4 separate regions of the Homo sapiens genome follow, and regions 1, 2 and 4 are each linked to region 3. A link is a contact called in ENCODE Hi-C or POLR2A ChIA-PET data. All regions are on one chromosome and are shown on one strand. The core of a region is the stretch at or near the end of the contact, and the rest is flanking DNA. Distances in the headings are between cores, read along the strand shown.

Region 1 (2,700 bases), core at 75-2,574, 2.5 Mb after region 3:
AGAGTCTCCCTAAATAATGTAAGGGAGATGGTGGTCCAAATTTTGTGGTGATAGACATTTTGTGCCTCTTGTTTCTGTATCCATTTTTACAAAAATTCTAATATCTAATTCATGTCTTATTTTAGTTTTCAATATATATGTCCTTTTTTATTTTGAAGTAATGATTATTTTGTGGTTAACAGTAAAGGACCTTCCTCTGCCAAGATTTGTTGCTTCAAAGAATGAACAGGAATCTCGCCATGCAGCCTCATATTCTTCAGATTCTGAAAATCAAGGGTCGTATTCTGGTGTAATTCCCCCACCACCTGGCAGGGGGCAAGTGAAAAAGGGATCCGTAAGCCATGATACGGTTCAGCCTCGTACATCTGCAGATGCACAGGTAATCACATGCATGTAAATATTAGCAGTTGATGCCCTGTGCAAATGCTTCACTAAGGCTCTTATTGGTAGCTTAATAATTAAAATGTCTCCTTAAAGTTAAAATTTTAAAATAATATTCTTTTCTAGGAACCTGCATCCCCAGTAGTTTCACCACAGCAATCCCCACCAACTTCTCCACACACATGGAGGAAGCACAGCCGTCATCCCAGCGGTGGGAATAGTGAGAGGCCTCTCGCGGGACCTGGGCCATTTTGGTCTCCCTTTGGTGAAGCACAATCAGGTATTTAGAGATTGATTGATTAGAGTGTCATTGTGTTGCCCAGGCTGGTCTTGCACTCCTGGGTTCAAATGATCCTCCTGCCTCAGCCTCCTGAGTAGGTGGGGATTATAGGCTTGTGCCACAGAACCTGGCTTAGAGATTTTTTGAAAGTAACAATTATTTAGGGTTGTAAATTGAAGGAAACTTGATAATATTCCTTCAGGAGTTGCCTCCCAGATAGTTTTTAATTGTAAGTTTAAGTTAAATAGAAGCAAAAACCAACTATGGAAATTTGTAAGTGGATACATTGCTTTGAAAAGTGGTAATTGCATTTATGTGTATCTGTGATGTTTAGACAAGTTTATGGATACCAGATTCTCTAAAGGTAAAATGAATAATTATTTCCCAGAATATTATGTATATATTACATACATTTTATTGACAAGGAGAGCACAAAATAATTGAAGATATTTAAATGAGGTATAATTTCTAATAGAACAGAAAAGATTCCATTTTGGAAATTGTTAGATTTCTTCAGAGTAAGAGTTGGAAAGAAAACTTCCTAGTAACTTTTTTCCTCAAACATGAGTCAGCATGTTTACCCATTCTCCTTATAGGTTCTTCTGCTGGTGATGCAGTGTGGTCAGGGCATTCCCCACCTCCACCTCAAGAAAACTGGGTCAGTTTTGCAGATACTCCACCAACCAGTACTCTTTTAACCATGCATCCTGCTTCTGTCCAGGTGTGACATTTTATTGGTATTGCATTTTTATTTGCTTCATTCAGAGTATTGCTCCAGTCGTTGTTTTTATATTTTGCTGTTGCAGATTTTATAAATGCAAATCCACTCATTTATTTAAAAGCAAAATTCTGCTCTGTGCATTTCAAATCTGTTATCATTGGAATGTTTCAGCTGATTTTATTTCTGTTTCTGATTCCCTAGTGAAGTTTTGAAAGGTTTCTGCATCTGGAAATATATTTGCTTGGCTTTCTTAGCACATTTTCATAACTTTCTGTTGCTTACATAATTGCTGTCATTCTACTCGTTTCTATAATCATTGTGCAAAAACATATCCAATAATCTGACTGTAACAGATGTGTGGTTTTACATTTTAAATATACACAAAAAGCAAGTTTTACTTTCAAAGATAAATAACCTAGCAATCTTGGTCCATATAATCATGTAGGTAGATATTGTACTGAGGAAAAAATGTTTCATTACAGGACCAGACAACAGTACGAACTGTAGCATCAGCTACAACTGCCATTGAAATTCGTAGGCAATCCAGTAGTTATGATGATCCCTGGAAAATAACAGATGAACAAAGACAGTATTATGTAAATCAGTTTAAAACCATTCAGCCTGATCTAAACGGATTTATTCCAGGTGAGTTGTTGAAAACAGAAGTTCTTCTAGATGGGACAGGAGAATCTCAATTTCATAATATCAAAGACATTGTTTTATTGGTCATAGATTTTAATTATAAAATAATTATCAGATTATTTGTCTAAAAAGAATTTATAATCACTGGGGGCCAAAAACATGACATATTCACATATTAAAAATATCTTTTCCCAGTTAAAAAAGTCTAAGACTCTTACATTCTGTTCGTGGATCCGTAAGTTCAGAATAACATTAAACAACACTGTTTTAATATTTCAGGATCTGCAGCTAAAGAGTTTTTTACAAAATCAAAACTTCCTATTCTTGAACTTTCTCATATTTGGTAAGTGTGGTATATCATTAGTTGGGTAACTGGGTTGCTTCCAAGGAGTTTCTAGCAGATAGATTTTAGAGCCTTAAAAAATAAACAACTAACCCCTTCAAGAATGCTGTCAAAGAACTCAGTATTGCCTTACAATAGCCAGCTTCTCTCTTATTCTGCAGAAAAGAAATAAGTGATACTGATACAGTAGTTCTTTGTAAAGAGCTAAAATTCTTTAAGCTGTATCAGCTGTTTTTTTGTTGCTAGCATAATGTATGAGATAAAAGTTAGTTTGCACATACATGGTTATATTTATCCCATTGGTTTTTTATCAAGTTTAGTAAGTCCTATACC
Region 2 (2,700 bases), core at 159-2,658, 2.3 Mb after region 3:
TACTCGGGAGGCTGAGGTGGGAGTATCACTTGAATTGGAAGACGAAGGTTGTAGTGAGTAGAGATTGTGCCACTGCACACCAGCCTGAGTGGCACAGTGAGACTCCCTTTAAAAAAAAAAAAAAAAAAAAAGAATGGAGAACTGCAAAATGTCCCAGAGCACCAGGTAACATCGGTGCTTCTCCACCTCTGCACTACAGACATTTGGGCTGGATCTCTGTTGTGGGAGCCATCCTGTAAGATGTCTAGCAGCTAGCAGCAACCTCACTGTCCATCCCGTAGAGGCCAGCCCCACTCAATGTCTCCAGGCACTGCCAGGTATCCCCTAGGGGGTAAAATCACCCCGAGTTAAGAATTCACTGGATGCAATAAACCTGAAAAGTCCCAGCCAAAATGAGCAGTGAGCCAGGCACTGTCTCCTCACGGAGAACAGCTCCAGCGGGAATGATGGAGGGCAGGTCAGAGGTAGACAGTGAGGTGAAAAGGCAGAAACAGGGAGACTCCAGGAAACTCTTTCCAGAGGGTAACTGTAGGGCAGGGAAAGAGCATGGGCAGGGTACAGAAGACAGCAGAGGCTGAGCCTTAACACCATGTTCATGAGCTCAGGGAATACAGGCCAAAACCTCACGACAGCTTAAAGACATATGAGAGGGAACAAACCATGTGACTCCTCTACTCAACAACCTTCCCAACCTTATCCCTGCACACTGAACCACAGACACAACATTCCACCAAATCAATCAGCAGAGGGTGGTGGCAATGTGGACCCATAAAGCCTATACAAATATTAGTTCTGTCATATGTTACAATTATCCCCTTCAGGTGTGGGATTCCAGGGCCTTGGCAAAATGGCCCTAAACCAATTTGTCTACCTCTATGTATTAATATTTGATCACCGTGGTTTCCCCTTAATCTTCATTTGTCCAAATCCCATTCAGCCACTGACAGCAATTCACAGTTCAGACTCTGCAACCAGACTGCCTGAGTTGGAATCCAGGCAGGACCATTTATGAGCTGCATGCTCTTGGACAACTTACTTAACTTCTCTTTGTGTCAGTTTCCTCTGTATAAAATGCAGAAAACAACAGAATGTACCTTAAATGGTTCAGAAGAATGAAATGAAAAAAACTATACACATGAAATGCTGAGAAAGCACCTGGCATCTAGTAAACTTCCTCCCCACTCCTACTGCTTCAAGGCCCACCTCTCTACATACCAATTTTACCAGGATTGCCCCCCTATCCTGACTCCAACCCTTCTCCTCCCCTCCCTGATGGTCTGGCCCCAATCTTACTTGAGTCCCTCATCATGGGGACTCTTCATAATCCCCACCAGCTGACGACTCAGGAGAGGAAGCCTCTTACTCATCTTAGTGTTTCCGGCACCACTGGGCCCAGGCTTTGTAAAACTCCAGTGCTGAAAAAAGTCGCATTAAAGATACTGGCTCACCAAACCCACACATGACAAGAGGAGCAGAAGTGAAAAAGAGAGCTGTAATCCTAGACAGTCAGACCTGGATGTACTGAAGCACAACAAAAAGAAGTAGAAGAGTGGTTTGAAACTGAGTAAATTCACCAGTCACCTGGGCTGTGACCTTTAGAGGCCTTTAAAATGTTAATTGGTCAATTATTAAGTGTAGTTGTTTTTATCTTGATCCTTCAGATGAAGAGCCTTGAAGTAAACGTCCCTGAAATGTAACCACAATAACCAAATTTTACTAACCCAAGACCAATAAAATCAAATTAGGTCAAAGGAAGATCTAACTAACATTTGCATTCACAATATTCCAACTGTAAATGTTGAGACTGACTTGATATTTCTTTGAAAAGTATTTTCACACTAAAGAAAGGTGGATTAAGAGAGGAAAAATTCTGTGTCTTTTCAAAAAGCAGCAAATATTTCATTTAACCAATACTGAGCACTTCCTACATGCCAGGTCTTGAGCTAAGAGCTCTAATGGTCTAACAGAAGTGCACACATGGAACACAGACAAGGTACCACAGCTGTGCCCCATCCCTGTCCCTTTAACAGTGTTTGTCATGTTCACAGCCATGCTCCACTGTTTCCTAACCAGAAAACCTCTTCCTTGTATGAAGAGCCCCCACTCCAACTTGCCAGCCCTGCTTGTTTATAGTCAGCCACTTTGATGTGGCCTTGTGGGTAGGCTTCAAAAACAAATACAAAGCCAAGAGCATGTTAAATACACCCAGTAATACACACAACAGACACTTCACCCTATGACACACCAGCAGGGTGAGGCTCCCAGGGAGACAGGCAAAATGGGGTAACAGGGTGGACCTCGGGAATAGTCAGAGGATGTCTGACAATGCTTTTGCTGAAGTGTGTTGGCCTCTAAACTCGGACATTATTTCCTTCAAGGCTCGGTTCAAACATACTTTCCTCCCTCATTAGCACCACCCCTGTCCCCGACACACACACACCACACACACACATTGTCCAAACTGGAAAAGCAGCAGGGAATAACAGAAGAGAGGTGTCTGATGCCAGGTCTGCTCCTGATTAGTTGTTTGACATTGAGCAGTTTTGTTTCCTCATCTGTAAAGTGGGGATAAAATGCTTGCCCTATTCAGCTCATGTACATGAAAACACTTTATAAATAGTAAAGTTTCATAAAAATGTTTGCTTATATGCTACCATAATTTTATACCGCTGTATTTCACTCCCCAGATAAATGCAAACT
Region 3 (2,700 bases), core at 147-2,646:
TTGATTTTTATGATAAAAGTCAATGAAAGTTATCAAAATTTAGAAAAATAAAAATGAGATGAAATGTATTAAAAGGAAATCTTTAGACAAATTTAAAGGAGTTTAATGAAGCAGAGAATTATTTGGGAATCCAGTAGCTCTCAAGAGCCAGCAGAGTGGTTCAGAGATCTCACTTCTGCAAAGTAGGTAGGCAGTACATATGGACAGAAAATGAAAGTAAGGTACAGAAACTGGTTGGTTACAGCTTAGCATTTTTTACTTGTTTGGACATGGTCTGATCAATTGGCAGCCTGTGATTGGCTGAAGCTAGTCGGCTGTGACTGGCTGAGACCTAGCAATTTGTTACAATATATACTCCTAAATTAGGCTTTCAGTTTGTTTAGTTAAATTGTAGTTTGTTATGTAGGGACCTACGGTACCGAGACAGCCTCAAGCCAAATTTAATTTAATTAAACAATCATCACCTCAATCTTAATCTTGGCAAAGGAAATACTAAAATAAGATGGGCCATTGAGGAATCTTTGAGCCTTCCAAGTAAAATGGCAAATTTCAAGTTACACTGCGTTACTACAGGAACTACAGAGGTTAGAGTTTTGATCAAAGACTTAAAAAATTGCCATCCAGTGAACAGATACCTGATTAAAGTTACCTCTAAAGAGGGCAAATATTTAATAAATGGCAACAAAGAGCTGGCCGGGTGTGGTGGCTCACGTATGTAATCCCAGAATTGTGGGAGGCCGAGGAAGGATGATCGCTTGAAGCCAGGAGTGGTAGACCAGCCTGGGCAACATAGTGAGACCCTGTCTCTACAAAAAATAAAAATAAATTAAAAAAATTAAAATAAATAAGTAAATAAATAAGAGCTCCCAGTTTTTGCTTTAATAACCCAGGCTTGAAATGTTGTGTTTTTTTTTCCATTGGAAAAAAAACATTTTAAGGTTTCACTTTATTTTTGCTGAATTGTTAACATTGCTGAGCTGATTTCACCTAAATTATGGTAAAGATTAATCAGAGACCCTAAACTCTGAAGGAAGTATCTTAACTATTTTTCCAGAACTCACTAACCGCAAGTCCTAGAAAACTCCCAAGGGCAAGTTTCATATTTCTGGCCATATTTTAAAACTGAAATCATTTTGAGGAAAATTCTAAAGCGTTTGAAGAGAAGCATCCAAAAATTTCAATTGCTTCTCTGAAACCTTGGAATCCTGCCTGTTAATAATCTCCATGCTCTTTGCTTAGAATTTACCCACAGAATTAACTGACAGGAAACTGCCCATCACCCTCCACCCTCCCAGTAAGACTGTGCCAAAACACTCATCAGAAGCCACAATGACAAAAATAGATCCAATTGACGACTATGCAGTGACTAAGAAACGGATGTACCGATTTAAGCTATCTTCATTATCTTCTTCCTTGTTTTGATGGCAAAAAGAAAGAGAAAGCTACGTAATAGCATCTGGGCAAAACAGCTTGTACACCAAGTTCTGCCCTATGTAATTTAAAATATTTGAGTTCTTATAACATCCCTGAAAAGCATGGCTTTTAATACAAACACCACATATATACAGTACAGATCATCTAACTATAGTCATGCTTCTGGGCAGAGCTTGCAGCAATAGCAAAAATAATAAAAGAAAATTCTCTTTGTACAGCTGAATGGCTGCACTAGAATTTTCAGTGTTCAGATGTAATTAGAAAACAGCTGTGAAGGAAAATCAATTGTTCCTGGTAGTCAATGGCTAATTTTCCACAATCAAAATAAAGAATGCAATATGACATGTTTGTAATGAGCAAGTAATTGTTTCTCTTTTGTTTATTGTTTTAACATTTTTCCCTTTATTTGTGGGAGCTGTCATTTGCTTGCTTTAGGACAACTTCTCCTAGTCTTTGCTTCTCCCATCCATATTTAAATACTAGCAACTGCCAAAGAGGCTATGCAGTCCAGCTCAGTTTATTCACGATTGCCTTGCTTATGATGGTGATTTGTGGACTTGCAAGGAAATATTGTCCTTGCTTTTATGAATTCACAATAAAGCTTCCATAAACGGAATGATTATTAAACACTAGCATTTATTCATGGGATTTAACTTTGATTCATTCTGCAAAGGTCTCATGTGTCAAAAAGATGCAGTTCCCAGAATTCATTGACCTGCTGCTCCAAGTGCGTCTGCATTGCAAAACAAAACAAAACTGAAACGACCACACGGCCCTTTTTTTATACCCTTCAATCATTGGCATAGACTGGACGGTATTGGTGTAGCAGATGGATAGAAAAGCTCAACCTCTATGGTGCACACTTGGAATTTAGATGGTTGGAAAATTAACTTAAATGCTAGAATAGACCAATGAGAGTAAAATTGTTTTATCATGCAAAAGAGTCTGGTTGAGAAACACCAAGAGGATTAACACTCCTAGGCTGCTTTCAGCTGATAGAAAAAGAAAAAAAAAATGCTTATATTATTTAGTGAAATTAATGTCTATATTATTCTTTTTCTACACTTATATTTTTCTGGAACATTCTTTGAAAGCAAATATAATTGCAGTTTCAGAGAATGAAATGAATAGTAAATAAGGACTGAATCTTAATTGCTGTGTGATCTTGGGACCATGTCTTAGTCTTGGTTTATCTCTATTTCTTTGTGAGAAAAATGATAATTAATATGTGAATATAGGTTCTTCCTCTTCTAATATTATTACATA
Region 4 (2,700 bases), core at 77-2,576, 2.2 Mb after region 3:
GGTCAGGAGTTCGAGACCAGCCTAGCCAACACAGCGAAACCCCGTCTCTACTAAAAATACAAAAATTAGCTGGATGTGGTGGCAGGCGCCTGTAATCCCAGCTACTTGGGAGGCTGAGGGAGGAGAATCGCTTGAACCCGGGAGGTTGCAGTGAGCTGAGATTGCACCACTGCACTCCAGCCTGAGTGACAGAGCGAGACTCTGTCTCAATAAATAAATAAATAAATACCCTTATGATTACATTGAACCCACCCAGTAGTTCAAGATAACCTCCCTACCTCAGGATCCTTCCTCACATCTGCAAAGTCTCTTTTGTCATGTAAAGAAACATATTCACAGGTTCCAGGGAGTAGGACGTGGAGATCTTTTGGGTGGCATTATTCTGCCTCCCACAAGGGATGCCACTATGCCTAGCCTGTCCCCAGAGCAGAAACCGATGGAGGAATCTGCTTTGGAAGTATGGGAACACAAGCTCCAGAAAGAAAAATAAAAGGCAAATGGATGTAAATTAATAGACAGGCATTTTATGGTGAATCAGAAGGAATTTCTTTTTCTGAGGAGGATCAAGGAGCATGTTGAGGATTTACAAAATGTGGGAAAGCCACCAACTAAGGAAGAAAAAGCAGACTGCTTCCCTGAGGGTTTGTTTGAGATGGGAAGAGTTACCTGGGAAAGACTGTGCTCCAAGGTCACACCAATTACCACGTGCATGAAGATTATACTCAGTTCAGCTCCAAAATCACCATCTACATGTTTATTTCAAACTTTGCAAACAAACCAAACAATGACATCAGAATTAAAATGGTTCCACCACCTCCCTGTTCTTATGCCATTGTTTTTCTTTTTCCATGATTCCTGTAAGAAACCTGACACTAATTAAGCTAGTGCAAGAAGAAGAAGAAAAAGAAGATGAATCTTCCACCACACTGGAGATAACCCAAGAAGTAAGAAAAACTGATCTCTACCCAAAAAGGACAACAATGGTGAAAGACTGCATTTGCAACGGGGGTAATATACTCAGAGTTTAAATTTCCGAAAGGACAAACAAAACATGGAGAGTCTAATGAGATCTTCCAGCTGCTTCTCTCTGCTAAGGTATTTCCCCTGGCAACAGCTAGGGAAGCTTGGGTGTATTTTCCCCTTGCTGTGTCATATGATGTTCCTTTCCCTACCCCCACCTCCTCCAGACTGCTGCCTCCATCAGTGCCTGTGGCGTGTGTGTGTGTGTGTGTGTGTGCGCGCGCGTGCGTGCACGTGTGTATGTGTGTGTGTGTGTATTGGGTTTCTCTCTCCCTTGTAAGAACACAGCCAGCCCGCCCTCTCCTGCTGTTGCTGCAGCTCTGACTTGCTTTTTCCTGCCTCCTTCCTCTCCTCTCTCTTCTTGCTTAGCTTCTTGCCTTCTGGTAAGTATGACAAACACTCCCCCAAGCCCTGTGAGAAGGTATAGGGTGCGGTTTGTGGTGTTCGAAACTTGCAACTTTGAGATTGCCAGTGAACTGTTGGAGAACTTTTCATTGTTGTATTTATAAATAAAATGTGTTGCTTAGGGAGGGATGTGTCTGTGATAGTCATCTGGAATAGCCAACACAAGTGAAAAGTTCTCTCCCTGGGGAGGGGAAAATAAGGCAATAAAGTTTATATAAGATAAAAGTTAGAAATAATTTCTTTGCCACATAATATAAAATGGATGATTGAAAAGTAACAAAGTTCTCTGACTTTGTTTTTTTCCCTCTTGTTAACTTGTCTTGAGGCTACTTTTGGGAATTGAATTGTCCTGGGCTTTATAATGACTGTTCTGTTTTAAAGTAAATGTGGAACAGGAGTTTAAAGAATAGCCATGGAATTAAGAATTTAAAAAATCAATGATTGTGGCATCTCATGAAGAATAAATCAAATACAAACAGCCACTTGCATTTAGACTAACCGAAGTAAAACTCCTATGGACAGCTTATCTTAAATTAATTATTTTGAAGTTCATTTTACTTGAGATTTTATTTCATCCTAAGATAGTCTCCCCGACTTTAAAACCCATGTATGGATTTAAGCCACTAAATGTTTACTGTTTTCAATTTGACTGAAAAACGATTCTCTTGATTTTCAAGGATGAAGTGCTAAACGGCATGACTCATTTTAGAATAGCTTAAAATAACTTCTGGCTGGACAGCAGGTGCCGTGTGTCTTTCTCCGTGTTCAGGGGAGGCCTAAGTTATATATAGATGAGTGCAATCAACAAGTGAGGTCAGGAAAAGAAATCCCAGTGATGAAAATAATGAAACTGCTGCATTATTTGATAATCAAGTTGGTGAATTCAAACCAGTGAAAGAAAAAAAGTACTTCCTCTAAGTTATGAGTGTTTGGTGAGCATCACAAGTCAGTGGCAACATCTGTGTGTTGAATTTTCTGTTCTTGTTGGTGTCTGAGCATTCAATTGACATCTACTGCCCTGAGAACAGGAAAAGGAAGCTGTGCAGTTGTAGAACAGTATGCTTTTGTTTTCACTTTCATGTTACCACAACAGCAAAACCTGTGAATTATGAGGATCTTGCCACATTTTTATGCTGCTATTTAGCAGCATCACTGTTAAATATTATTTACAAATAAAATGCACCATAACTTAAAGGCCTAAACCAAATCTATTGCAACTCTAGAAGTGGTAATAGTCAGAAACCCTGGAATCTCTGACTCAGTACCATCTCTCAC

What was found. Hi-C counts contacts between places; a loop is a spot of excess contacts on that map. ChIA-PET counts read pairs that join two places held with the same protein, here RNA polymerase II (POLR2A). Pooled maps may share reads with other maps.
Region 1: a pooled map shows a loop between it and region 3 (5-fold over the local background). The contact joins two enhancer-like sites. A Hi-C loop is called at or near these places in 4 of 50 pooled maps. POLR2A ChIA-PET finds 5 or more read pairs at or near these places in 2 of 52 experiments (T-cell and activated T-cell).
Region 2: a pooled map shows a loop between it and region 3 (19-fold over the local background). The contact joins two enhancer-like sites. A Hi-C loop is called at or near these places in 3 of 37 single-sample maps with no recorded cell type and 7 of 50 pooled maps.
Region 4: a loop to region 3 is called in a map of CD8-positive, alpha-beta T cell, with 35 times the contacts of the local background. The contact joins the promoter of TXLNB here to the enhancer-like site in region 3. A Hi-C loop is called at or near these places in 3 of 168 maps with a recorded cell type or tissue (CD8-positive, alpha-beta T cell, naive thymus-derived CD4-positive, alpha-beta T cell and natural killer cell), 12 of 37 single-sample maps with no recorded cell type and 13 of 50 pooled maps. POLR2A ChIA-PET finds 5 or more read pairs at or near these places in 1 of 52 experiments (CD8-positive, alpha-beta memory T cell).

What each region holds. Positions count from the first base shown.
Region 1 is chr6:138,943,180-138,945,879 of GRCh38, reverse strand. It overlaps REPS1 (RALBP1 associated Eps domain containing 1), which reads left to right. Exons shown (of 20, transcript NM_001286611.2): 3 at 183-379; 4 at 508-661; 5 at 1,258-1,382; 6 at 1,865-2,027; 7 at 2,304-2,367. Among named protein-coding and RNA genes, the nearest start is that of REPS1, 44 kb to the left of the region's middle. Within about 2 kb of position 1,324, at least 2 of the 41 ENCODE cell types and tissues checked have a DNase peak (open chromatin) inside an H3K27ac peak, as active enhancers do.
Region 2 is chr6:139,160,784-139,163,483 of GRCh38, reverse strand. All of the region lies in intron 1 of HECA (hdc homolog, cell cycle regulator), which reads right to left. It also overlaps a transcript of TXLNB not described here. Among named protein-coding and RNA genes, the nearest start is that of HECA, 27 kb to the right of the region's middle. Within about 2 kb of position 1,408, at least 8 of the 41 ENCODE cell types and tissues checked have a DNase peak (open chromatin) inside an H3K27ac peak, as active enhancers do.
Region 3 is chr6:141,482,472-141,485,171 of GRCh38, reverse strand. No RefSeq gene overlaps it. Among named protein-coding and RNA genes, the nearest start is that of GJE1, 650 kb to the left of the region's middle. RefSeq lists an enhancer at 1,411-1,550. Within about 2 kb of position 1,396, at least 16 of the 41 ENCODE cell types and tissues checked have a DNase peak (open chromatin) inside an H3K27ac peak, as active enhancers do; they include CD8-positive, alpha-beta T cell and natural killer cell, where a contact is called at or near this core.
Region 4 is chr6:139,290,624-139,293,323 of GRCh38, reverse strand. It overlaps TXLNB (taxilin beta), which reads left to right and starts at 1,326. Exons shown (of 10, transcript NM_153235.4): 1 at 1,326-1,403. The region is part of intron 4 of LOC102723690 (a long non-coding RNA gene); the gene reads right to left. RefSeq lists enhancers at 2,102-2,351, 2,552-2,611 and a silencer at 2,198-2,492.